5 separate regions of the Homo sapiens genome follow, and all the other regions are linked to region 5. The links are chromatin loops, found by intact Hi-C in ENCODE. Cell type or tissue: heart left ventricle. All regions are shown on one strand.

Region 1 (5,000 bases), 360 kb before region 5:
GTTCTTGCCAATGTTGACATGCTAATAAAATCTGTGCTTCTGAATGTGGCATTATCCTGCTAATCTAAAACACATTAGTGGTAGCAAGTGTTCCTGTTATTAATTTATATTTGGCCTTTGGACAATGCCAGACTTAACAGTCCAAGCCCTGTAACTGTCCTCATCTGACATGCTGATATTTACTGTTTCCCTATACCTCTGTAACAGGTGTGCTTTATTGCAATTACACAGACACATTCTACTGCCTCTTTGCAACTATGACAGCTATTTCACAACTGTAGCCTCAATTTTATAATAAGATTTAAGAGGATAAAGCAGTCACTAAACACAAAAGGCTAATTATTGTATGTTATTTCACCCCAACAGACTTTTCTCTTAGTTAAGGAGCAGACAATAAATTAGCTTAACTGCACTGATGATAATGAATCATTATAATTAAGTATAATTCTCCATTAACCTTTTGGAGGTTTTTGTGCCATTGATGGTAAATTTTAAAGAGAGAGAGAGAAGAAGGAGTGGACTTGGCCACATTAATTATATTAATGAAAAAAGAAACTGGGTTCTTAAAAAAATTAGTTAAGACAGGGGAAAGGGGGTGGAGAGAGGGGCAGTAAAGAATGACAGTCTTAGTGGGGTGTATGTCATGTGAATTGTCTCTATCAATCTTAGTAACCTTACTGTATATCACCTTCATTAAACTGTGAAACACGGGGCACTCCAAGTAGCTATAGTGATATAGGCCTATATTAACCAATGTACTACCCTGTCATTATGTGCAAAAGGGCATAATACGTTTTAGGATGACAGCAAACATTAATGATTCAAAAAATGAAAACTGCCAACGCTACCTGCTGCTCGTAATATTTTATACAGGCGGAGGTGATTCCCAGAGCCGCTGCCATGTAGGCAAAGCTTCTAGCAGCTAGCTGCCTATAGTGCAACAGAGAAGTGACTGGCCAATCTCAGCCGACTGGCGACTCTATCCATGGCTGGACAAGTAGCCAAGACCTTTCCTCCTTAAGAAAAAAATTTAAAGGCCACTATTCTAAATGCTTCTGATGTTTATTTGAAAATGACTGCAGGAATTCCAATGATTAAAATAAATCTTCCTTATTTCCATATGATCTAGTTCCTCAATCAACTCCTAACAGCATCAGGAATAATACATGATGGAAAAATGAAACTACAGCAGCTGAGACCCACAGTGCCAGCCAGACAACCACCCACAGGACACTCCGGCTACTCAAAGGCAATTAGGACTTTGAAGCCACTTATAACCCTGACTCATAATGGCTACAGGGCATATGAATTATCCATATCTATTCCGCCTTACCAAGAAATCAGAACAAGATAACAATTACAATCCACAAATACGATCTACCAAGGCAAGGGAGGGCAAATGGAGCCAACATTTGCAAACCCAGCAAAGAGTTAAGAATCCCGGGCATGCCTCGCTAGATAGGAAAAATGCATTCACAGACGGCCTTGGCCAAATTATTTTCACTTTAGATGTGTATCGCTGCACCACATGGACATCTTATTTAATCAAATCACGTGTGGGCTTGATCCTCCCCCTTACCCTACGTGCCCCCAGCTACCCAGAGGAAACACTCGCAGTCTTTTGCCAGATTCATTGTTAGCAGCTGGGATCCTCCATGCAATTCAATTCGAGTCCATCTCACCAGAGTCCACAGAAAGTTTTGCTTGTTTCCCAAGTTGCCCAAACTTTCCTTCCGAGAGCATTCCATTGTGCTGAATGCAAACACGCCGAGGTCCTCCGTCCCCCCACTAGACTCCAGAGATTACGAGGAAACTGCTTGCGTTATTTTCCCCCCTGTATGAATTGTAGCCAGCAGAGACTGTGGAATTGATGTATTGCTGTCTATTTTTACACTAGCAGCGAGCAGCTCCACACACAGTCCTGCATAAACTCTATTCTCTCTCAGCTTCAGGCAGCTCTCCGTGGTACAGGAAGATTTAACCATTGGCTTCCCTGCCACCGACGCGAACGGAAAACCTTGCACTGCCAGGCGTTTCTTTTTATTCGCTGGCCAAATCTTTCAACCACGTATAGGAGTTTTAAAGGAAGCAGCATCGTTGTTTTGTGTTCTGTGGGAAAAGCAATCTAAAATAGCCCAGCAGGATTATTTAGGATTTTGTAAGTTCTCTGTCTGATGAACAGAGAGAGAGGGGGGAAAAATCCGGACTAGAGTCAAAACGGACTATATTTGAACACATCCATTTTAATATTTTTATCTTCGTCTTATTATAAATAGAAATGGCATTTTTCCAACCAGGCCACTAAACACCACTGGAAAGACTTCAGCTTCTGATTCATATCAATATCTTAGAGCATAAATATTGCATATGAGTAGAAACAGTGCCAAAGTCACATGGAAAGAGTTTCTAACTGCAACAGATACTGATGACAGCAGCTAAGCTTTGATTTGCTCAAGCCATCTCAGAGCCACCTTAAAATAGCAAACTTATTGGAGTTAAGATAAGATTGAGATTCTTCTAAAAGCTCCTGCCTGGACTACTTTCCTGGCTCCTCTCTTTGCCCAAGCCCATCCCCCCTTACAGGAATAATAGCATCTGAGGGAAGCGTCAGTTGTGGCTGCAGCGCCGAGCCCTGCCCCAGCTCACCTCGATGTCACTCCATACAGACTCAGAGTCCTGGTTGCACATGTCCCACGCCATCCAGCTCCTGAATGACGCCAGTCAAGCTTTTTCAACTCCAATCCACAGTGACACAGAGCACACACTCATGCAGGCAACCAGCCCCTTACTGAGAGTGAACTGAAGGCACCTGTCTTACTACAGTCCCCAGTCACATGACAAAGCTATTAAAAAGTAGGCTGGGCTGTCACTCACCCAGCCTCCCTTCCCCTGTGCAGCTTGCTGCTCTAACTCGTGACGTCACTCAAAGGCAGCCCTCTGCTTCAGTGAAGTAACGCTTTAAAAAAAAAAAAAAAGAAAGAAAAAGAAAAGAAAGAAAGAAAGGAAACACTTAGACTTTTGGAGGCTTCAAGCATCATGCTGTGATTAAAGCCAGCTTTGAATGCCACAGACTCTAAACGGAGCCCTGGCCATATAATAACCAAAATCCCCTGCAATCTTTTTTTAATTTATTTTCCTTCCAAAACAAGCAAGTGGCAAAGCTCCCTGTTTCATGACAGAGTAACTATATTCTTAGCTAAAACGTGTATTCCCTAAGAACTCTTTAATTCTAAGATCTCCAAGTGGACTCAAGCTCAGTTTGGGACTAAAGCAAGAGCTTATCACATGATGCATTTTTATGAGACATTTTCTCATTGAGGGAGTGTTTGAAAGCGCAAACGGGGCTTTTTTTTTTTTTTTTTTTTTTTTTGCTTGTTTAATCAACAAAATAGCCTGTATGTGTTAAGGTATAAACAAACTCCTCCACCCAGAATTCGGCTGCCCCCATGGCAGTAGGGAATACCAGCTCCCGAAGAGTTGCTGCAGTTTTCTTTGCTCCATATAAGGAGAACAAGCCACAAAACCCCATCCTTTCAGCTTCCTTCTAATTATTTCCATTTCTCTCATAGGCTCCCAGAAAACAAGTGTTAGTAAATACAGTCGCTGCTGCTCTGCTCAGATCAGCTTTGATTCCCGGCTCCTATTTTTCATACATGTAGCGTTTCCTCCCTAACTGCCTTAGGGTGCCTTTTTGAATAAACATTGAATTCCAACCCTAGTGCCCTGGGTTGTGTAGTTTGCGTTTTGAAATCAAGAATGTCTGTGAACTGAGGGAAAAATACCAACACACTATTAGCAGAAATATTCAATTCCTGAGCTTTACTTTCTATTATTTTTCAGCTTGTACCTTGAGACAATGAGGGCTAATGCAGGTAGGTGCAACTGTTTTATGATGACACTACATATTGAATACATAACAAACTCAAGGTACTGGACACAGTGGAAAAACACTTCCTGTAACATGACAGTGGTCTGACTTAACCCTTCCAAGTTCCCAGGAGATGTACACGTGTATGTATCTGTGTGAATAAACATGTTTTCATAAAATGTTAAACCCAATATACTTTTAGAATCAGCTCAATTCTTTTACTTGATAATAATTTACCTGAAAACAATCCCCCAGTTACCTAAATATAATTTGTAAAGCATTATTCTACTGAGGTTAATTTACACTGTTCTTCATTGTCCATCTCCTTAAACAGAAAAACATGGTTATTTGCCCTAACACATATTTTAAATATTAAATTGCTCAAATATTAAAGTGAAAGAAAGAACAAAAGAAACAAAATACCAGCAGACTGCTGCTTCTTTCAGACCATACATATTATAAGAGATTTGTGTGCTGTGAGAGCTGCAACAAGTTGCTAGTAAATTCCCAAATAATGTAAGGAAGTTGACAGTTTATCATTACTGGGCATAAAAAGGTGGCCAAGAGCTTTGACATTTTAAGTTTGCTGAATACAGTTCACCAGCACATTTTCCCTTTTATAAACAGCAGAAAATTACTGTAGTTTTAATTTTCTAATGAAAGAACAGGAAAATACAACCTCGGGAATGCTTTTATACAAGCAATTAGTGGCATTACTCTGCACTCCCCACAAAGAAACACTAATTTTCTTCCCAATTATATTCTGATTTAATGTAAAACTTCAGTAAATTATTAAAATTCAGGACAAAGGTCATTGGCTCTGCCCTCAAGGATCAACTGTGAAATAATATTGGTCACCTGGCCAAGAAGAGTCAATGTTTATTAATTATTATCATGTGATTCTTCCATTGTGATATTCACTGATACCTTTATTTGTGTTTATCCAATGCTAGATATTCATCATATTTTTAAAACCTATTCACATCTTTTAGAGATGTTCTTTACATTAGAACAGGCTCGTTATAATTTTTGATATTCTAACCTGCCCAGATTGTATTGTTAGGGTTTTCTTATTTTTTGCCATCTAATTCTACTTCTAAAAAATCAAATCAGCACATGCACTGAAACCAGA
Region 2 (5,000 bases), 880 kb before region 5:
TAGAGCAGGTCTCTTGCTAGCATGCTCCTTTAAGGAAGCAGAAGTGATTTACTATGAAGCTATAAAGCTTACACTTCAGGGCCCTCACTTGCATAGGCCCCACTCATGGTCCTGAGAGGGGGCCCTAGAAATGTGTTCATTCAGTCACGTATTTTATAAAACTTACAAAGAAGAATATTTTTTAATTATCTTTCAGGAATATTTAATCTCTGGGTACCACAAATCCTGTTCAACCTCGGACTTTGGGGAGGTAGGTGATGGCGGTGGTTCTGGTATTGATGCTGCTGCTCACCAGCTGCAGTATCTTAGACACAGAATATTCTCTCTGAGCCTTATTGATCTCATCTGTAAAATGGGGTTATCTACCTTAGCCAACTTAATAGTGACTCAAAGGATCAAAGTCCATTCTAGTGAATGAGGAACTCCAAGAAGTATAACACACTGTTTTATTTCAGGGTTTTAGAGACAGTCAATATCCATGCAAAGAAATGTTTAGTTTAAAATGCAAAATATTATCTTCCAATGGAGTTACTAATATATATGCAAAGACCCAGTCATCTGTGCCTTTGCGTGGGCCAGAGTCTAGCTCTGGAATACAACAGTTACTGACAAAAAGGTCTCTAATGCTTATTTACCTAAAAGCAACAAGATCCCATTCCCCTCCTCCATCACAAATGGTCAACTTCCCCACATCAAAGACTATTTCACCAACCTCTCTGTGTCCCAGAGGGAGTACACCCAGAAAAAATTAGAAATGGAACTGTCTGCTCCATTAGCAATGCACAAATTTTTTATGGCCCAGGACCACTCCGGAAAGAATTGCTTATGACGCGATTCTCAAGTCATCAAAGCCCTTCCCACATGTGTAGTGAGGTCAATGCTGATGTCTCAGCCTTGCTCAGGAGAGTGCAAATCAGTTGCTCTTCTCCATTGTGGTGCTTTAAGGATGCGGGAACACTTTGAAAGGAATGCCTTCCTCCCAGCATAAACCTCCTTCGTTTACAAGGTGTTTTAGATGGCCCAGATCCCCAATGGATTTCTTTCTCCTGACTATGGAATACCTGTCCTTGAAGGTAAAGTTCAGGTGCCTAACTGATAAATACTTATTTTTCCTTGGCTTCTGCCTTTTCTTTCAGAATGGCCTCCAGGCCTCCCCTGTTAGAACCCCAAGGATGTCTCTGCTGAGACAAGGGGATGAGGAGAGCACAAAGAAATAAGTGGTAGATAAGAAAGAAATAAAGCAAATCGGATGGTTGCCGGGTCTGTGTGGATAGAAGTAGACATGGGAGACTTTTCATTTTGTTCTGTACTAAGAAAAATTCTTCTGCCTTGGGATCCTGTTGATCTGTGACCTTATCCCCAACCCTGTGCTCTCTGAAACATGTGCTGTGTCCACTCAGGGTTAAATGGATTAAGGGCGGTGCAAGATGTGCTTTGTTAAACAGATGCTTGAAGGCAGCATGCTGGTTAAGAGTCATCACCACTCCCTAATCTTAAGTACCCAGGGACACAAACACTGCGGAAGGCCGCAGGGTCCTCTGCCTAGGAAAACCAGAGACCTTTGTTCACTTGTTTATCTGCTGACCTTCCCTCCACTATTGTCCTATGACCCTGCCAAATCCCCCTCTGCGAGAAACACCCAAGAATGATCAATAAAAATAAAAAATAAAAAAGAAAAAAAAAAAAAAGAAAGAAATAAAGCATAAAATCCAAGATGCACTGAGTTCCTATAATGCAGCAGATACTTCATACATATCATCTTATTTAATCCTTTCTAGCAGACTTAGGGGAAGGGCTTATAATATTCATTTTGCAGAAGAGAAATCTGAGTGTCAAAGAAACTTTCCCAAAGTCAACAACTAATGAGAGAGAAAGTCAACATTAGACTCCATACTTCCAGAATCCAAAGCTCTTGAACTATTTCCCCCAAATTGCCATCTCCTTTAAAAAAAGGAATAAAAAATATATATATATATATATTTTTTTTTTCTTGCCCTCAAGATTACAAACTGGGCCGGGCATGGTGGCTCACGCCTGTAATCCCAGCACTTTGGGAGGCTGAGGCAGGCGGATCACCTGAGATCAGGAATTTGAAACCAGCCTGGCCAACATGGGGAAACCCCATCTCTACTAAAAATACAGAAATTAGCCGGGCATGGTGACGCTAGCCTGTAATCTGGTAATACTAGCTACTTGGGAGGCTGAGGCAGGAGAATCACTTGAACCCAGGAGGTGGAGGTTGTGGTGAGCCAAGATCACACTGCTGCACTCCAGCCTGTGTGACAAAGCAAGACTCTAACACTCTGTCTCAAAAAAAGAAAGAAAAAGAAAAGAAAAAAAAAGAAAGAAAAAATTGCAAACTGGCTTACACCAAGTGGAATGCAATCAGATTCCATGGCCACTTCTGCATTTGTTTTTAATTCCATGTAATCACCATGGCTGCAGCTTTTAATCTCCTGAATGGCCATAGCATACATTGCTGGTTCCATGCCAATCCCCAGAGCCCAGGCACCACTGAATGCAGGTAAGTGACTCACATGCTTTGAAAAGTTCCTTGACTCACCCTGTCAGTGACTATAGTCAGGGTTCCTTATCAACAAGTCCCGCCCCTTCTTGATAGGGGAGGACCTCTCAGCAGCACGAGTTGCCACTTCATCCTTCACACAAAGCTGTGGTTGTGTGGCTCCACAGCCCCCTTGTCAGTAATGAAATGGCCATGTGTGCAGTACTGTGAAGGGCCACAGATAGTTGCCAGGCATGCCAGCTGCAATGGAGTGTTTTGAGACATTGGAGTTTATGAGTAATGATCTAGGAGAGCATAGTTATTTTTTCTGAAGTGGGCCACAGTGAGTTCATTCTGGTTTAAGGGGCAGTGTCAGCCTGTGAGTAGTGTGCCGTTGGGGAATGCTAAGTGAATATTTTATGGTTACCGATACAAAATGGATGTTTTCCCTCTGCTTTTATTCACCCATCCATTCGTGTAATAAATATTTATCAAGCAACAATTATAATCCATGTACTACACTAGGAACATGGAAAACAAAGATGAATAAAGTATAAACTGTGCTCTCTGTAACTTAAGAGTTCAGATAGGAAGGTGTGCTTGTAAACAGAGGCATTTGGTAAAGTGTTCTGTCTATTACAGCCCCAGCATATGCAGGGCTTAAAGGAGAATGTGCTCAATAGGATCTGGGAAGGAGACAGAGAAGAGTATTCAGAAATACTTCATAGGGGAGAGCTTCCTTGCAAGAAAGCATTTTCAGCAGGAAAATAAGAGCTGTTGAATTAGATCAGTATGAAATTAAATCCTAGTTCTATTGACATTGAGCTATGTAATCATGACCTTGATTTTACCTTTCTGAGTCTCATCTGTACAGTGAGGATGACCCTACCCATGCCTACCGCAGAGACTTGTGAACATTGAATGAGATTCATGTTGGGCAATTCAAAGAGAGTTTTTAATAGTTGTGCATAATTCAGTACTTTTCCAGGGACACAGTCCCTCTGGGTAAGAGGGATGATTTTCCCAGTCATGCTGTCTGAACTTTGGCATGTGAATGTTTCCTTTTACCAATCTAAGATGTGCCAAGAGCAGGGCACCGTGACCTTAAAGATTAGGAATGTGAGCTGACAAATCAAAGAATTCAGTGACACCCAGGTACACGTGGTGGATAGTGATCACCACTGTTCCCTTGAGGAATGACGATTTACTTTACAACAAAAAGGAATGTGTTAGCCATTACTTCATGCTGTCCTTCTGAACTGTGAGAGTGTCAGGTATTCATATGTGGAAACCTGAACAAGAGATAAACAAATGTGACTTAATTTGCAATCTTTGTCTTTTTAGACTAGTCAATTATATATTGACCGTAATGCCTTTTCAGACTTATAAATTATATATTTTCTGTTACATTTGGAAAGTTAAGTCCATGTAATAGACTTATCAACTACTCAATGAAATAAAGCAGTGATTATTATTCCTGCATCAGCCAAGGTTCTATATTGCAAGCAACAAAATCTGACTCTGGCTTACTAAGAAAGAGAGTTTATTGAAAATATATTGAGTAGCCCACAGAATCATTAGGCGTGCTGGGGAACCAGAGTAACTGCTAATCTTTCAGGAGCTGATCTGATAAGAAAAGCAAGAAAACTGTGGACCCCACCATTGAACATTAGATGCCAATGCTCTATTCTTGGAAACTTGTCATTTCTGAGGAACTTGGCCTTATTGCTGTATTAGAGAAGAAGGAGCTCTCAGGCCCTTCCTTTCTCCATCACTAGGTCTTTGAGGCCTCTGATTGGTGGTGCACTGGCTATAAGAGAAGGTGGATGAGTTTATTCTTTTATTTTGAGAAAACAGAATCTAAGGCCAGGCATGGTGGCTCATGCCTGTAATCCCAGCACTTTGGGAGGCCGAGGTGGGTGGATCACCTGAGGTCAGGAGTTCAAGACGAGCCTGGCCAACATGGCAAAACCGTGTCTCTACTAAAAATACAAAAATTAGCCAGGCATGGTGGCAAGTGCCTATAATCCCAGCAACTCAGGAGGCTGAGGCAGGAGAATCTCTTGAACCCACGTGGTGGAGGTTGCAGTGAGCCGAGATCACTCCATTGCACTCCGTCCTGGGCAACAGAGCAAGACTCTGTCTCAAAGGAAAAAAAAAAAGAAAAGAAAATAGAATCTATAATATAAGGAACTCCAAACTTAGAGTGTTGAAAAAGATGTTGTAGATCCACAAACAAGACAGGCATCCACTGTAATAGTTAATTGTTATTATCATCATGATTATTACTGCCCCTAGTGATCCAATAAACATTTATTGAAGCACAAGCAAGTGTGAGGTATCCTCTAGAAGAAAAATTAGTAATAAAGGCCCTCAACCAGCTCTCACCTGGGAATAATAAGGCATGTACCTCAAATTTTAAAAAAAACTTATTCTAAGTCATTGAAAAAGGAAATTTGATGTAGACTTGAGTATTGCAAAGGGCTTCGTGTAGCCA
Region 3 (5,000 bases), 380 kb before region 5:
TCAAAGAACTTAACTTGCTTAAGCACCAAACTTTTTATTAAAACTTTTTTATGGAAAGATTTCCGAATCACGTATTTACATATTTTCCCCACTTTAAAAATTATGAGGATTGATTTTGGTAGCACTGTCTGGTATTGCAAAATGACTGTATGGACCTATTGAGAAATATAGGATTATTTTCCCTCAAACTAAAAGGCCCCAGACTGTCATATTTTCAGGGTTTGTCAACTTTCTGTAGTTTGTAGTCTTGTCTCTTTTGGTCAGTTGTCACTGCTCACCATTATCTTTTTACTGTCACCATTTCATGAATTTTCTAAACCATTTCTTCAAATGTCATATGTGCTCATAGAACATCACATATTGAATAGAACATTAGACAACCGGATTCATTTAAATCATAAGTAAAGCAAAAGGAAGCAAGCGTTAAGTGAGGGGTGAAGAAGTGTATCTGGGAATAAAATGTGCTCCATCTGAGGGAATTTTTCTGAATCTAGTTTGGCTTCTCAGAGACATTTTAAAAACAGTGTACTTCTCACCTATGTTTCAGACAATTAATAATCCTAAATTTTTAATGGCTACAGAAATTAGGTTTTCCAGTATGAATTATAAAAATAACCATAAAAATGCGTACTATCTATGGAACATACATCTTCTCTTTCAACTATAAAAGATGTAGCTGGAAATAAAAATAAACCAGCAACTAAAGGAAAAAAGTGGTATCCGTGTTTTTTTTTTTTTTTCTTTTCTATACCACAAAAGCAGCAGGGAGGTCACACAGTCCTATTGGAGGGTATCATCCCTTATGCTGAATCACAGAAGAAACACATTTGCCATTGAAAGACAAATTAAACAGGGCATGGCTTGCACTATGTGGGTCCCCAGACTTAGTTATCTGCCAAGACCAGGCAACATTTTGTAACCTCCAAATGTATCGAAACACAGAACATTTGTTGGCTCTTTGTGAACAGAATGTCTTTGTCAAAATTTTCAGTTTGAACAAATGTTGCAAAGTGGTCCAGACTAGATTTGTCCCAGGAGAAACTGACACAAAGTCCTTCAGGACAGGGGCAGCCACCTCAGCTACATTGCTGGGATTGCCGGTGATAGGATTAAAGGAGCTAGACAGTGGCATTGTGACCTAATGTAACTCTCAAATCTGTTGCACGCAGAGCCCTGGAATTGGGGACCAGCAAGGAAAAGAAGTCACTTATCCTATATGGCATTGCTGTGTTCAAACTTTCAGGCATTTGCCCAGACTCTTCTCCAGTGGGAATAGGAGGTGAACCTGCCTATCAGACAGCATTGCCTAAATGAAAAATGCATGCTGAGATATGCAGCTCAGAGGAGAGAGCAGGGTGTCCCCGCTAAGTATGGGCTGGCAAGACACAAGAGGATTCTGACATGGGAACATATCTGGAGAGAATCTGGGTTGGCAAGGATCCCTGGACACCCAGGAGAACTATGTCTGGAATACAGAAGCTCTAACTTCACATCTGAGCAAATGAGATGGCACCCAGGGAAGCTAATGTCCTTAAGCCAAGAGCCCATGGAAAAACCAAGGGCAGTGCTATAATAGAGGCACTTTTCCCCTATACAAGAGCCGTTTCAAAGCAGAAATAAATTTCTCAGAAAGAACTGTGGAGAAGAGGATTTAAGCTCGAGTATTATAGGAATCTGAAAGAGACCTAATTGAGTAAGGCTTGGTAGGGATGTAATGCCTGGTACCTCCAGAGGGAAGAGGAAAGGGATCGGTAGCATTCTTCCTGCACATGCCTCTCCCAAGGGTGCAGGATAGCCCCTGAATAGCATTACCCCATGAAGCAAGGAGCTATCACTTAGAGATGATGGATCCAAGAGAGAGAGAGAAAAGCCACATACACCAAGTGTCTCAAACAGGCAAAAAGCGTGTCAGTCCTTCCAGCTGGACTGAAATACCATTCTCAAATAGAAAGGTCAACAGACCTAAAATGGTACCAAACAGTTCTCATCCATAGAAGCCCCACCAAGGGCACAGCACTCTGGTCAGGTCAGACTTGCACACTGGTTAAAGAACTCTCCACTGACGGTCTTGCTCTCTTCCCTTGGTTGGCTTCCTCTTGTTTTCCCTCCACACTCCCTGGCCACCCAGCACTTCCAATGAGCAAACTGTTATTTTAATATACTGTGTGTAGGACATCATAAATTTCAGGTCTTCCAACCTCAAATATTCTGTCCCACTGCCCTGCATTTGTTGGGGCAGTGGGACAGATCTTGGTTTGGAATAGAATATTCCTCTAGCTAGGAGAAATGCTCTCCAGCAGAATTCCATTTCAAGGTGAAGGCATTTCTAAAGACAATAAGTAGGAGAAGGGCAGAATTTATCTGCTAGTGATAACTGGGTAACAGACAGATGGAGAAATTCCCTGCTCTACTTCCTCAAACAGACAGCTTATCTTATTTGTAAAAGGCCTGTCTTCATCACTAACCAAAATTTTCATGGAGCCAGAGACTAGGTTTACTTTTAACCACTGTATCCCCCTAAAATGGCCAGACACTAAGCATGCTAATGGATGACAATTATATTTTGATGAATGGGTAAGTAAATAAGTGAGAGATGAACTTTTAAAATCCACAGGCAAGAAGAAATGTGACGATGTTGCAAAAGTTGGAAACTGAGAGCTTTAGCCAGTGAATTGGTTCTTGTCTAAGAAAATGTGGGCCGGGTGCAGTGGCTCACACCTGTAATCCCGCACTTCGGGAGGCCGAGGTGGGCGGATCACGAGGTCAGGAGATAGAGACCATCCTGGCTAACACGGTGAAACCCCGTCTCTACTAAAAATACAAAAAAAAAATTAGCCAGTCATGGTGGCAGGCACCTGTAGTCCCAGCTACTCACTCAGGAGGCTGAGGCAGAAGAATGGCATGAACCCAGGAGGCAGAGCTTGCAGTGAGCCAAGATTGTGCCTCTGCACTCCAGCCGGGGCGACAGAGCGAGACTCCGTCTCAAAAATAAAAAATAAAAAATAAAAAATAAAGAAAAAAATGTGACCAGCCATATCCCAAGTGATATGGGATGAAAAGAAAAGTGTTGGTAATAATCCCCTGTAATATTGCATAGTGCTTTAGAGAAACTGAAGTACTATCTCAAGGTGTTGAAGTTAGCAGCTTAAGCGGGTAATACAGATTGCAATGCCTTTTTGTCTTCAGGCCATTGGAAGAAAGATGAGGAAGGTTGAACACATCTAAGAATTTCTCAAAAGTGAAAACAGACTTGCATCAGTTTCTACCATGCCTCTGGTGCAGAAATATCAGCCACTGTGGAAACTGGTCTCTGAGTTTCTCCGTAGCTACCGGCAAGCACATTTCATTCATCCTTTATCTTTTTAGTAAGGTGCAAATTTGGTTCAATAATTTTTTTCTGCATCTCTTTAGATGATTCTCTATCTCAACTAAGTTTGAATAAAATGTCCAGCTTTCATTATTTCCTAATGCTCTAGTAATACATTAAGAGTTAACTGGGGTGAAAAGGCAACAAGAAAGCTTGCCAGAGTATAGTTAGAGAATTTCATGACAATTAGCACTGATTTGCACTACAAGAATAGAAAGAAAAAAAAAGAAGTTTTAAAGGGGAAAAAAAGCTACTCACACATACACAACCCAAAAAGAGCCTCCAAGTACTAGCTGAAAATGATACCGTTAGATGACAGCAGAAACACACCAGATTAGCCAATTAGCATTCACCCGAGAAAAGCTAGTGCTTTGGAGGGAGGGGAGAAAAGGAACCCATCAACAGTAATATCAACTTTACAATAGCCTTGACTGGTTATCTACCCAAAGGAAATGCTACCTCCTCACTTTTCTGTGAACCTCTCAACAATTCTGGGGGAAAAAATGTTAGTTCAACATTATCGCAAGCCAGAATATGACTCTATTTATGTGACAGGTTGACAACATACAATTTCATGCTTGTTGAACTGATCGGTGTTACATATTCACTGTGAATATTATGAAGCTTCACCATTATAAATATGAAACAGTATACACTTATTCAAAGTAACTCCAGAAGTGGCAATTTATAGCTTGGTTGTTTGTGTTCTGATGAAGTCCAAATGCCACCTTAAGAAGCTGCAGCTCGCAGAAACAGATGTGCAGTGTGACTGCGACCAAAATGGATTGACGATGACCTATGTGAAAGCAGGCTATTACATTTTGGTCTGCATGGCAGCTGACACTGGTTTGTATTTAGATATGTGACTCTTGGGAACACTGTGTCCTTAAAGCTCTGTTTAAACATGGGCCAAGACATTTGTCTATTGGACTAATTATTTTACCACCCTTCTATGGCAAAGATCACTTTTTTCCCCCTAAAAAAAAAAAAAGGATATGAGAGAGTGTATATGCACATACACAGGCACACACTCTCACTACGCTTTGTAAAATTACAGCAAGGACTTTAAACCTTGGTCATGTCAGGTGAATGTTGGCAAGATTTCCAGAATGTCTGCATAGCAGGATTGTACCACTTTCTTGATCAGGTGCCTGAGAACAGGACAAGACCACAAACCATCAAATCATAAGCTGTCACAGCAACTGCTTTTGGTCAAGTTTTTTCCTCCTCTTCCCTACCTCCTCCCTTTCTTTCTCTTAGCAAGCTTCAACCAATTTACAAGTGTTCGCTTCCACAAGGACAAATTTGGAAGAGTGAAGAACAACACAATTTATCCAAATGTGGGATGAAATGAAGGAACCAGGCACCTTGCTAAAGCTAGATATCAAAAATTTGCATAAGTAGTTTTGCAACCACAGAGGTGCTATTTGGAACAAAATAAATTGCTTGTATTGTATGCAAGGGTACAAACCTTGACCAACTTTGCGGTGTCTTCCCTGCTTGTACATTTCTTAAGCACATCCAGATATTCCTACTAAGAAGTTCAAGTTAGTATCCCTCAATAGGGAGACCTAAAAAGATAATTGTTTGTGGACTTAGAAGTCCTCAACATCTTTATTTGAGAATTAAGAAA
Region 4 (5,000 bases), 320 kb before region 5:
TATTTTAATATTTTTACAACTGGTACTGCCATGATGGTGCATCCCAGCCGAATATCAACCCCGGTCTGATGCATCAAAATAAAGATGTCAGGAAAAAGTGTCTGGACTATTTTCAGAGTCTGGTGCTTCGTTCGTTCAAGGTTATTGTTCTTGGATGCAGCTGCCACTAAGTAGAATTTCCTTAGAGGGAAAATCCACAATTTCTGGTGGGAAAATGGAGGCAGCGAAATTATATCCTAGGCTTCTAGGCTCTATTTCTCTTGTATCTCCAGGCCCAAAAAGGGTACCTGGCACAAAATAAATACTCAACAAGAATTGCTATGAATAAAATGCAAATCAAAGCCACAATGAGATACCATCTCACGCCAGTCAGAGTAGTGATTGTTATTAAAAAGTCAGGGAATAACAGATGCTGGTGAAGTTGTGGAGAAATAGGAATGCTTTTATACTGTTGGTGGGAATGTAAATTAGTTCCACCATTGTGGAAGACAGGGTGGGGATTCCTCAAAGATCTAGAACCAGAACTACCATTTGACCCAGCAATCCCATTACTGAGTATATGCCTAAAGGAATATAAATCATTCTATTACAAAGATGCATGAACACATATGTTCATTGCAGCACTATTAACAATAGCAAACACGTGGCATGAACCCAAATGCCCATCAATGATAGACTGGATAAAGGAAATGTGGTACTTATCCAGCCACAAAAAAACAAAAAAAACAAAAAAAAACAACAAAAAAAAAAACCCAAGATCATATCTTTTGTAGGGGACATGGATGGAGCTGGAAGGATTTGGAAGCCATTATCCTCAGCAAACTAATGCAGGAACAGAAAACCAAACACTGCTTGTTCTTGTTTATAAGGGAGCTGAACAATGAGAACACATGGACACAGGGAGGGGAACAACACACACTGGGGCCTGTCAGGGGATGCGGTTGGGGGAGGGAGAGCATTAGGAAAAATTGCTAATGCATGCTGGGCTTATTACCTAGGTGATGGGTTGATAGGTGCAGCAAACCACCATGGCACACGTTTACCTATGTAACAAACCTACACATCCTGCACATGTACCCTGGAATTTAAAAATCAAAATCAAAATAAAATAATAATGAATAAATAAATAAATAAAAGTAACTCACCCAAACTGGATTAAATGTTAGGTCAACCCAGGGAGGTACATAGAACACCAGTCTATAAAGGACGCTAAAGTATTGCTATAGACAAAATGAGACAGAGCATGCTATATGTGGTAGAAGGAAAACTTGTGTGAGTTACTAGAGGTGGAAAAATAAAACCCCTGAGGATGTGCTCACATCATAATAGATGTTCCATCAACCACCATCTTAGGATGCCAGTTAGCCACAGACCTTTTATGTGGTTGAACAGCACATGCAAGTTTGGAGCCAGAGGTGAATTGCTTGGAAAAATAAAAGGAGTAAGGCTAGTGCTGCCTCCCGAGGCTCTCCCACTCACACTTTGCTGGAAGTGGTTCAAGTCCCTCTGCAGTAGCAAAGTGTGAACACTGTTGAATGTTAATGACAGAAACCATGGCAGGCACTTTACTGAGAGGAAAAAGTGCGGCACCCATTATGGAGAGTGGGGAAGAAAGATTGGCAATGGCTTTACCCTCAGTGGGAGAAGGTTGAAGTGGCCCCAAGATTGAAATCATCCTGGAGGTGTTAACACTTCAAGTCTGTGTTCAAACTTTGCTGCCTTCTGCTGCAGAGGATTTGCCTACAAATAACAATAACAAGAATAATAACTAGAATAATACCTGCCACCTTTTATTTAGCATTCATTGCGCCCTAGGCTAAGCCTTTATGAGGCTCTTCTCATTACATCTTTTTAACAACCCTATGAGGAGGGTATTATCATTCCATTTTACAGCTGAGTGTTAACAGACCATAAACTCACCAAGGAAATCCTCAAAACATGGCTGATATTCAACCTCTCCTATAGATTTGCAGACTCTGTTTTTTGTCACCCCACTCCAGGGTGCCACGTTAAATATATGTATATTTTAGCATCCTTGACATCTTTAAATGATATCATCTGAATTTTTACCTAGATATTCTGTTTCATTTACCTTTAAGTCCCCAAATCAGGTTTGAAATTCCTTTTCATTCACACAGAAAGAATATTTATATTACTACCCATGGCTTCAAGCAGGACAAAATCCCTCTCCACCATGAGTGACTCTGAACTTGATTTTTGGTGTAACAGCCCTCACATTGTACCATTACATATATACTCAAGGGCAGAAAATAAATAATAAATTATAGCATTTCTTATGTTTGCTTTGCACCATCCAAGATGTCAATCATATTGTGGGGAGTAACGCCTTCTGACCACTGACATTTAGGTACAACGCTGAAGGACTATTTCTCCAGCTAGCACTTCAACACGGTTCTCTAATATCTTAAAGATCAACCTTAACAACAACAATGATGACAAAGGTATGAATTTTATCAGTTACAAGGTATAAAAAAAGGTTTTGAAATATGAACAACCTTATCATTGATTTCTTTCTTTTTAGGCCAAAAGAGCATATATCATTCAAGCTATGGGGACAAAAATAAATTGTTGCCAGAGGCTGTTCAAATGGAAACCAGTAGCACCCTTCAGGGTTCAATGTACTTTTTTGTTTCTTTTTTCCTACCCAGACTCTCAAAGGGACAAACACATGCAGGAAAGTGATCCTGGAAAGAAGGGGTTAATATAAGCTGCACAGTGCACTCAGTGATGCCTTAAATAATTGTCACATGTCCCCTATAATCTGTCCCATGCTGTCAGCACTGAGTTAGTCATAATAATATCAGATAAGAGCTGTTCAAAGTGACACACTAACCAACATGGGAGCCACATGACTTTCTGGCTTGGCTACTGCCCTTCAGCTGAACTTTGGCTTAGAACACAAGGCTCCCAGAGGCAGCCTGGCACATGCCGCCGCGTGGAGTGTCCGGTGGCATTTTCCGTTGCTAGGGCCTCTGTTGCTTCACAGTCTAGTGAGGGGCAGCTGGGGATCAGTGACAGGGAGTCACCTGCTCACCCCACCTCTGGGGACAGGGAAAGGAATTGGCTGCTGTGGTGGCCGCTGCCTTTCTGAGCTTGTGCTGGGACTCCCTGTCCCCTCCACAGTTGATTAGTTTTGCAAATGTGTGTGTCACGCGTTATGCCAAGAACCACAGCAGGGAAACTCGGACCCCCAAAGGGAGTTTGTGCTGGAAGAGGTAGAGAAGGAATGTGACTCTTGGCTAAGAGGACACAAAGGCAAGGGCAGGAAGGAAGGAGGAAAAAAAAAGGAAGGAAAGTTATTACCTCTGGGTAGAAGGTTACTGTAGACTAGCTCTATTTTATTTGTGCTTTTCTGTATCCCCGCCCTGACTTTTTTTTTTACTTCCAGCATACTTTAGATTTTTAATTTAAAAAGTTAAGGCACATATTTTTTAAAGGAGAATAAAGAAAGAATAGTGAAAAAGAGGAAGAAAGGAAGGTGACCCATTCACTCACTGATTCATTCACAAAGCAGAGACCAGAAAGGAAGCAAGAATCCAATGTCATCTGACATTGGATTTGAGAACATTTATTGGCAGTGTGCCTCTGGCATACTTACCTAACACCTCTCTCTAAGCTTTATTATCCTCGGCAGTAAAATGGAAAAATAATACCTAAGTTACAAGACTGCCATGGGGATAAAAAGAGGTGATATATGCTAAGTGGCTAACAAGTGGTAGGTGCTCAATAATCAGTAGCTCATGGGAAGCCATGGAAGTTATGACGATCTTTGGAGTCAGAGATACCCAGATCCAAAGTCTGACTCCAGCACTTACCATGGTGTGACCTCAGGCAAATTATCTCACCTTGCGGAGCCTCAGTTTCTCATGTACAAAATGGGGATAATGATACCCCATTGTCAGGGTTGTTAAAAGGAGTTACTGTTAATGCTTTACACTTGGCAAATAATCAGGCACATGGTAGTTATACAGTAATTTGTAACAGGAGTTGCCATAGTGGTGGTGGTCATAGTAGCTAAAAATAGAAAGAAGGCAAATCCATTCATTAATTCAACAAACGGAAATAGCAAGATGTACAAGTAAAAGTAATAATCAGACAAATGTATAGAGAAGAGATAACTAAAAACCAAAGGTACTGATCAATAAAGATTGGAAGAGTCTAAAAGGACCCAAATACATGAGAAGACAGAGAACAAGAGAATGCTCTTAGTGGGACTAATTAGTTCCTCGCTTAGTTCCTCGCTTGGCTGGGAACTATCTAGTCCATCCTCCTCCTGCCTCCAGGGAGCTAATGCTATCCTTCCATTCTATAGATCGAAGTGCAGACGTCTCCAGTGGCTTTTCCCAGATCACACAGCTAATAAGTAGCATAAAAGGGGTCAAAGCTCAGGAGTGCCCCTACTGTGCTCTTTTAGGAAAGGCATTACCAAAATTAAATATAAATAGAGAAACATTAGCAACTAAACTAAAAGCAACAAATGTCAGCAGAGAAAAATTATTGTTTACTTTAGGGAAAATGGAAAAAACGAAGTAGTGTTTTTTTAAAAAAATAAAATACAAGAAATGGTAGCTTAACGAATTTTTTTTTTGAAAAATGAGAAATAAAAAACTGTATTTAGTAGAAAGACATCTTATTGGAGATAAATCTTAGGAGGCAGAATTTCATGGAGAACTTAAGAGGGAAGAATTCCAGTTGGAAGGAGGAAAGCAAGATTTTCCTGTTCATGTACTCAAGTCTGATTCCTCAGGGTACTGCATATTCTAAGATTTCTCTGACAAAATTCCATAGCAATTTGCTCAGAAGAGGAGAAGGCCACCAACACATGGGGTCCAGGAATCAGTCTCGCCGTTCTAAGCTGTTAACATTAGACAGGTGCTTCAAGGAGAAGAAAGAACACTTGTGTTGTCCAGTTGGGCAGAGTTTTCCCGACAAGTGGTGACTCTAGTGGTATAAAAATCAGAAAACCCTAAAGGGAAAGT
Region 5 (5,000 bases):
AAGGCAAGAAACTAGAAATATCAGTATGCTTCCATGATATACTTTAAATTTTCAGCCACAAATTTTTTTTCAAAAAAAGTTTGCTCCAGATAATATGATAAAACTCCGTTTACTTCCGGTTCGTAAATGTTTTGCTATATTTCACCAGATAATTATCCCTTTGGTTTTCTATTCCAGCTTATCATCATTATGATGATAGAGTAAAGAGAATTTTAATTCAAAATTTCAGAAGACACTCAAAAGGAAAAGAGCAGCATAATTTACGCCAAAGAGATCAGCTATACACTAAGAATTATATCTCAACCCCAAGTGGCGCACACACATATTGCCAATTCCAAAGACTTTTGTGAAACACACTCGAGGTAGTTGCCAGGATTGGCTGGGTAAGTGTATGCAGTGTGTGGATTTGGCACATTGCAATCATTCGTTATTATTGTGCTGCAGCTGTGAGCCTGTGAATGGAGTTGCAGGGCCCATTTCACCTACCATAGAGTTCTACAGCCCACAAATGAAGAGATTTGGTGATACAAATTGGCATTCACTCATTCCCACCAACTAAAATGTAAGCACTTTTGGGGGAAGAACTGGTCTTCTGTTTCTGTCAACAGCGTCCCCACTGCCCTGCTTTCCCCCACCTAATATCGATCTGGCTGGGCACAGAGTTTCCCTTCCCTTTCCAAAAGATATCTGTGGCATTATAAGAACCATTCCATAAAGGCCAGCATTTATGGGATGAAGAAAGTCTTCACCCTTGGTCTGCGGCTGCAAAGACTAAACAAAGCATATTATCTGCCAAAACCCAAGAGAACCCTGTATTTCTTTCTCTTTTTTCTTTTTTCTTTTTTTTGAAATGGAGTCTCGCTCTGTCGCCCAGGCTGGAGTGCAGTGGCGTTATCTCGGCTCACTGCAAGCTCCGCCTCCCGGGTTCACGCCATTCTCCTGCCTCAGCCTCCGAAGTAGCTGGGACTACAGGCGCCCGCCACCACGCCCGGCTAATTGTTTTGCATTTTTAGTAGAGACGGAGTTTCACCGTGTTAGCCAGGATGGTCTCGATCTCCTGACCTCGTGATCTGCCCACCTCGGACTCCCAAAATGCTGGGATTACAGGCGTGAGAACCCTGTATTTCTTACACAGGGACATGGACTGCTTCCCCCAAGAGTTGGAGATAAGACAGCAGACACACCACCTCTGGAAAAAAAAAAGTGTATTATCAGCAAGCTTTGTGCAAATTCAGCTCCTTTTAGTCTGTAACTACAGAGAACGAAAGTGTCATACCCTCCCCCAGCGACCATGACACCTTTATCTGGAACCCAGCTGTATTCGAGATTTACTGTGTGGCCTTGGGCAGCTCATTTAACCTCTCAGTGTCTTAATTTCTTCATCTGGAAAATGAAGACGCTACCTACATCATGGGCACAGCGTTTCAAGGTTAATGCATGAGGCTGATATTGAAATGCAGCTTAGCAGGGGAACGTCTAATTCTGGGGAGGAAGTCAGGCACAGCAGTGCCCTTCTGGGGGTTATAACATGTGCAGGATCACAGAGCTGGGCCCTAAGGTCAGGAATGCACATGGCAAGCTCAGTAAGCCACTCCAAATACACCACCTGGAGTCTTTTATTGTTATTGCCGAGTAGAGTTGATAAAGCAAACAGAGCAAAGGGTCGGGAGGCCTAATTTATCAAACGTTATTGATACAGATCTCATATTGACAGGCAATGAGCCACTTTTGGATTCAGATCCATAAATCCATTTTATAATACAGTCCAATCCCAACACTTTGCCCTCAGATCCTTCCATCTAGACATGAGAAATCCATCCTGCTTTGCCTGCAGTCTGTCAAATGTCACCACAGAGTGCAGAAGCCACCCTGCCAAGTCTATATCCTGAACTAAATCCCAGTGGAAACTTCCCAGATATAAATAACCACTATGAACATACAGGAAAGAAAAATAGCTATGAAGTTGCACTCCTACTTTTTTTTTTCATTTTAGCCTGTGACAAGTAAAAATCATAGAGTTATTCACTCTCCAAAAACAATCTAAAACCAGAAGGTTTAACCAATCCAATTTTCTGGTCACCGTGACGACTATTTTAATCTGTGAGGCCGCGTTCAGGACACATACACAGGCCTTGCCCGTGGTTGTTTCACAGCCAGCCCCTGCTGGAAACTCCAAAAGCGGCTTCCGTTCCTGGACTCACTGTGGGCAGTGGCATTTGATGACACTCAGGGTCTCGCGCCATGAAGACAGAATTCTCTGTTTACAGTCAGAGAAGGAGGAACTTTCCTTCAACTTGAGGGTTGAGAGTGAGATCCCGGGGAATCGGTTGGGAGGAAACCCCAGGTTAACAGTGGGAGGAGAAACTCACTCAATGTTTTTGCAAGGCAGGGAAACATGACATAAAGAAATCAGAGAACTGAGTCTGAACGTGGGGATATCTGGGCTTGAATCATGCCGAGCCAAGTGTGTGTGACTTTGGTTAAACTATACTACGTCCCTAAGCCTCAATTTCCCCATTGATGACAGGTGAAGGGGGTTGCTGTAAGATTCAAATAGTACAAAAGCCCCTAGCACAATACCTAGCCCATAGTAAGTGCTCAATACATATTCCTTAAACCATAATCTACATAGAGAAGTATGCAATTATTGATATCACTCATTAACCAACGGGCAGAAGTTCATTTATTGAATGCACACCCTATGTCAAGGACAGCACTAAACGGTGGGAACAGAGAGGCAAAAAGAATAGAGTATGATGCTCGTCCTCAGGATGAGACAGTGGAAATGGGCAGGACTAGATAAGGAGACTGGTTGTCTCTAGATATGAGGACCAGGTGTAACATGGGCAGAACACTGCAGATGTAGAGCCTGCAGGGCAGGCACGCCACACCCAGGCTCGAGGAACTCTGTAATTATCACACCATTCCTTGCCCGGTGTGGCTGGTTACATTCTGGTTTCCTGCAATTTCTGGACTAACACCTGTGCTCATTTGCTCAGGGAAGGCAAACTCATCTTAATGTTAGCTTCAAATAAGTTGATAGGAAGGTAAATCTGCAAATTTAAAAGCCTAAGCATGGATTGGCTTAGGATTATCTGAGCTTTTAGGTTTTTCTGACCATATCCAAGGAGAGATACAGGAGAGATACACAGGTGTCATCCTGAAAAACTGAAGGTAAATTAAAATGCCATCTACAGTATTAAACTCTTTTTCCCATTGATTTGCAACAGGCATTTGCATTTTGGGGGCATGCACTCTTTGAAATCTGTCCTCATGCACAATAAAAAGAAGGAGGTGGGAAGAGGCAAAAGAAGAGAAAAGAAGGAAGAGGAAGGAGAAGGGATGGAGAAAGAGGAGGAGGAAAAAACTAAATAACTTCCAAATAGCACAGGTCTCAGGCTGGCCATTCAGAAGTCCAGGTCAGGTCAAGGGGAGGTTTTTGCCCCTTTGCAATAGAATGCAGGAAATGGGAGAGAACTCACTCATCAAGCTACAGTCTTTCCTTCTGTAAGCCTCCTACCCTACAATACACCTACTGGCTTCTCCCTCAGAATGTACAGGATTTCTTGTTGTTTCACACAACAATTATTTGGAGGCAGTAGTCTCCCATGGTAGCCCCAATCTATCCTTGCCACTGTCTTCCACTGTCCCAGAACTTCCCAGGCCAAACTCATCTGGGGAACACCTACAGGATTTTTGTCACATTTCATGATATGACCACTATTATTCATTGTATATGATTTATTTTAAATCAAGTTACTTTTTAAAACTTTACTGTTATTCTGGGCAACAATATCTGTAAAAATCATTGTTTTCCTGTGCTAGTTATAGCTTCCTAGTACACACTAATTAGCATAAGTCATTATTATTAAAATAGCCTAGCATAGTTATTAGCAATACAGATGCTGAATGTGTTCAAATCCTGGCTGTGCCACTACTAGCTGTGTGATCTTGCGCAAGTTACTTAACTTCTCTGTGCCTTAGCCTTCTGTTAAATAAACAATACCTACTTCATAGAGTCACTATGAAGATTACATTAGTTAATATTTGTAAAATACTTGTATGATCTAGAATCTTCTACACGAACAACACTTTGGAAACACTGAACTATGCACAAAAGCATAAATCATCCCTTACCTCAAGGTTTGGTTATGCTGTCCCGCTTTTTCGGGGTACTCTTTTGCCTCCCTTTTCCTGCCTAAACCAAAACTAATAAACACACTGTTATCCCACTCTTCCTGAAAGCCTGCCTATCTGAAGGTCCTTCTTAAATAAATATAATCACAGACATTTATTTTAATGACAGCCACTTGAGCATCTATCATCTTACTGCCCTGTGCTCAGTACTTTTCACACATCATCTAATTTAGTCTTTATTTGGACTTTATGAAGAAGACCCAGCTTAAAAAGATTAGGTCATTTTTCTGAGATTCTACAACAGGAGAGTCATGATTCAAACCCAGGCCTGTCTGACTCCACAGCCTGTGAATATCCCATTAAGCCACGCAGTACCACTAGGAAGCTCTCTCTTCCAAGAGTTCATTACAGTGTCCAACCAGACAGGAGCACCCTCTCGGCTCCCTTGGTGTGTACCTCTCTTATCAGACTTAGTAAACCCACACTGTAATGTGACTATTACATTTGTCTGTCTTTTATTACTATATTACTAATAGTACTTTATTACTAATATCATTACTAATATTATTACTAATAATACTTTATTACTATTGTCTGTCTTTTCCCCCTGTTATTCGAGATAACTTTCTATTTTAAGCATTTTGGAAGGAAATCATTCTAAAATTTCCCTGAATTTGAAAAAGGGTTACATTCTATGAAACTGAATTTAATATTTTCTTTACACCTCTGGTCATCTTTATCAACACCAAATATGGTAATGTTCTATGATGTAAACATGACTTGAGGGCAATTTTTTCTGTGCAGCCTAGGGTGACAATTAAAAAACCAGACTCCTGAGCCCCTCCCCAGATCTACTGAATCAG

What was found. Hi-C counts contacts between places; a loop is a spot of excess contacts. Peaks named below come from ENCODE experiments on the same cell type or tissue, not always from the same donor. Only the 100,000 strongest peaks of a DNase experiment are listed, where the experiment ranks them.
Region 1: a loop joins it to region 5, with 6 times the contacts of the local background. A loop is called at or near these places in 6 of 110 quality-filtered maps.
Region 2: a loop joins it to region 5, with 8 times the contacts of the local background. A loop is called at or near these places in 3 of 110 quality-filtered maps.
Region 3: it touches region 5 in a loop (6-fold over the local background); 7 of 110 quality-filtered maps call a loop at or near these places.
Region 4: it touches region 5 in a loop (8-fold over the local background); 12 of 110 quality-filtered maps call a loop at or near these places.

The regions. Positions count from the first base shown.
Region 1 is chr4:23,887,258-23,892,257 of GRCh38, forward strand. It overlaps PPARGC1A (PPARG coactivator 1 alpha), which reads right to left and starts at 2,790. Exons shown (of 13, transcript NM_013261.5): 1 at 2,647-2,790. The coding sequence starts at 2,700. In heart left ventricle, no CTCF peak of the experiment used is centred here; DNase peaks (open chromatin) are centred at 924 and 2,638; H3K4me3 peaks cover 4,352 bases; H3K27ac peaks cover 4,019 bases.
Region 2 is chr4:23,370,879-23,375,878 of GRCh38, forward strand. All of the region lies in intron 17 of LOC105374524 (a long non-coding RNA gene), which reads left to right. The region is part of intron 2 of LOC105374523 (a long non-coding RNA gene); the gene reads right to left. Among named protein-coding and RNA genes, the nearest start is that of PPARGC1A-AS1, 400 kb to the right of the region's middle. RefSeq lists a silencer at 2,288-2,582. In heart left ventricle, no CTCF peak of the experiment used is centred here; a DNase peak (open chromatin) is centred at 2,723; H3K27ac peaks cover 1,840 bases.
Region 3 is chr4:23,870,214-23,875,213 of GRCh38, forward strand. The region is part of intron 2 of PPARGC1A (PPARG coactivator 1 alpha); the gene reads right to left. Among named protein-coding and RNA genes, the nearest start is that of PPARGC1A, 17 kb to the right of the region's middle. In heart left ventricle, no CTCF peak of the experiment used is centred here; no DNase peak of the experiment used is centred here; H3K27ac peaks cover 5,000 bases.
Region 4 is chr4:23,928,044-23,933,043 of GRCh38, forward strand. It overlaps a transcript of PPARGC1A not described here. Among named protein-coding and RNA genes, the nearest start is that of PPARGC1A, 40 kb to the left of the region's middle. RefSeq lists enhancers at 2,395-4,026, 4,111-4,951. In heart left ventricle, no CTCF peak of the experiment used is centred here; a DNase peak (open chromatin) is centred at 2,988; H3K27ac peaks cover 3,607 bases.
Region 5 is chr4:24,247,296-24,252,295 of GRCh38, forward strand. It overlaps a transcript of PPARGC1A not described here. Among named protein-coding and RNA genes, the nearest start is that of MIR573, 270 kb to the right of the region's middle. In heart left ventricle, no CTCF peak of the experiment used is centred here; a DNase peak (open chromatin) is centred at 2,166; H3K4me3 peaks cover 633 bases; H3K27ac peaks cover 2,356 bases.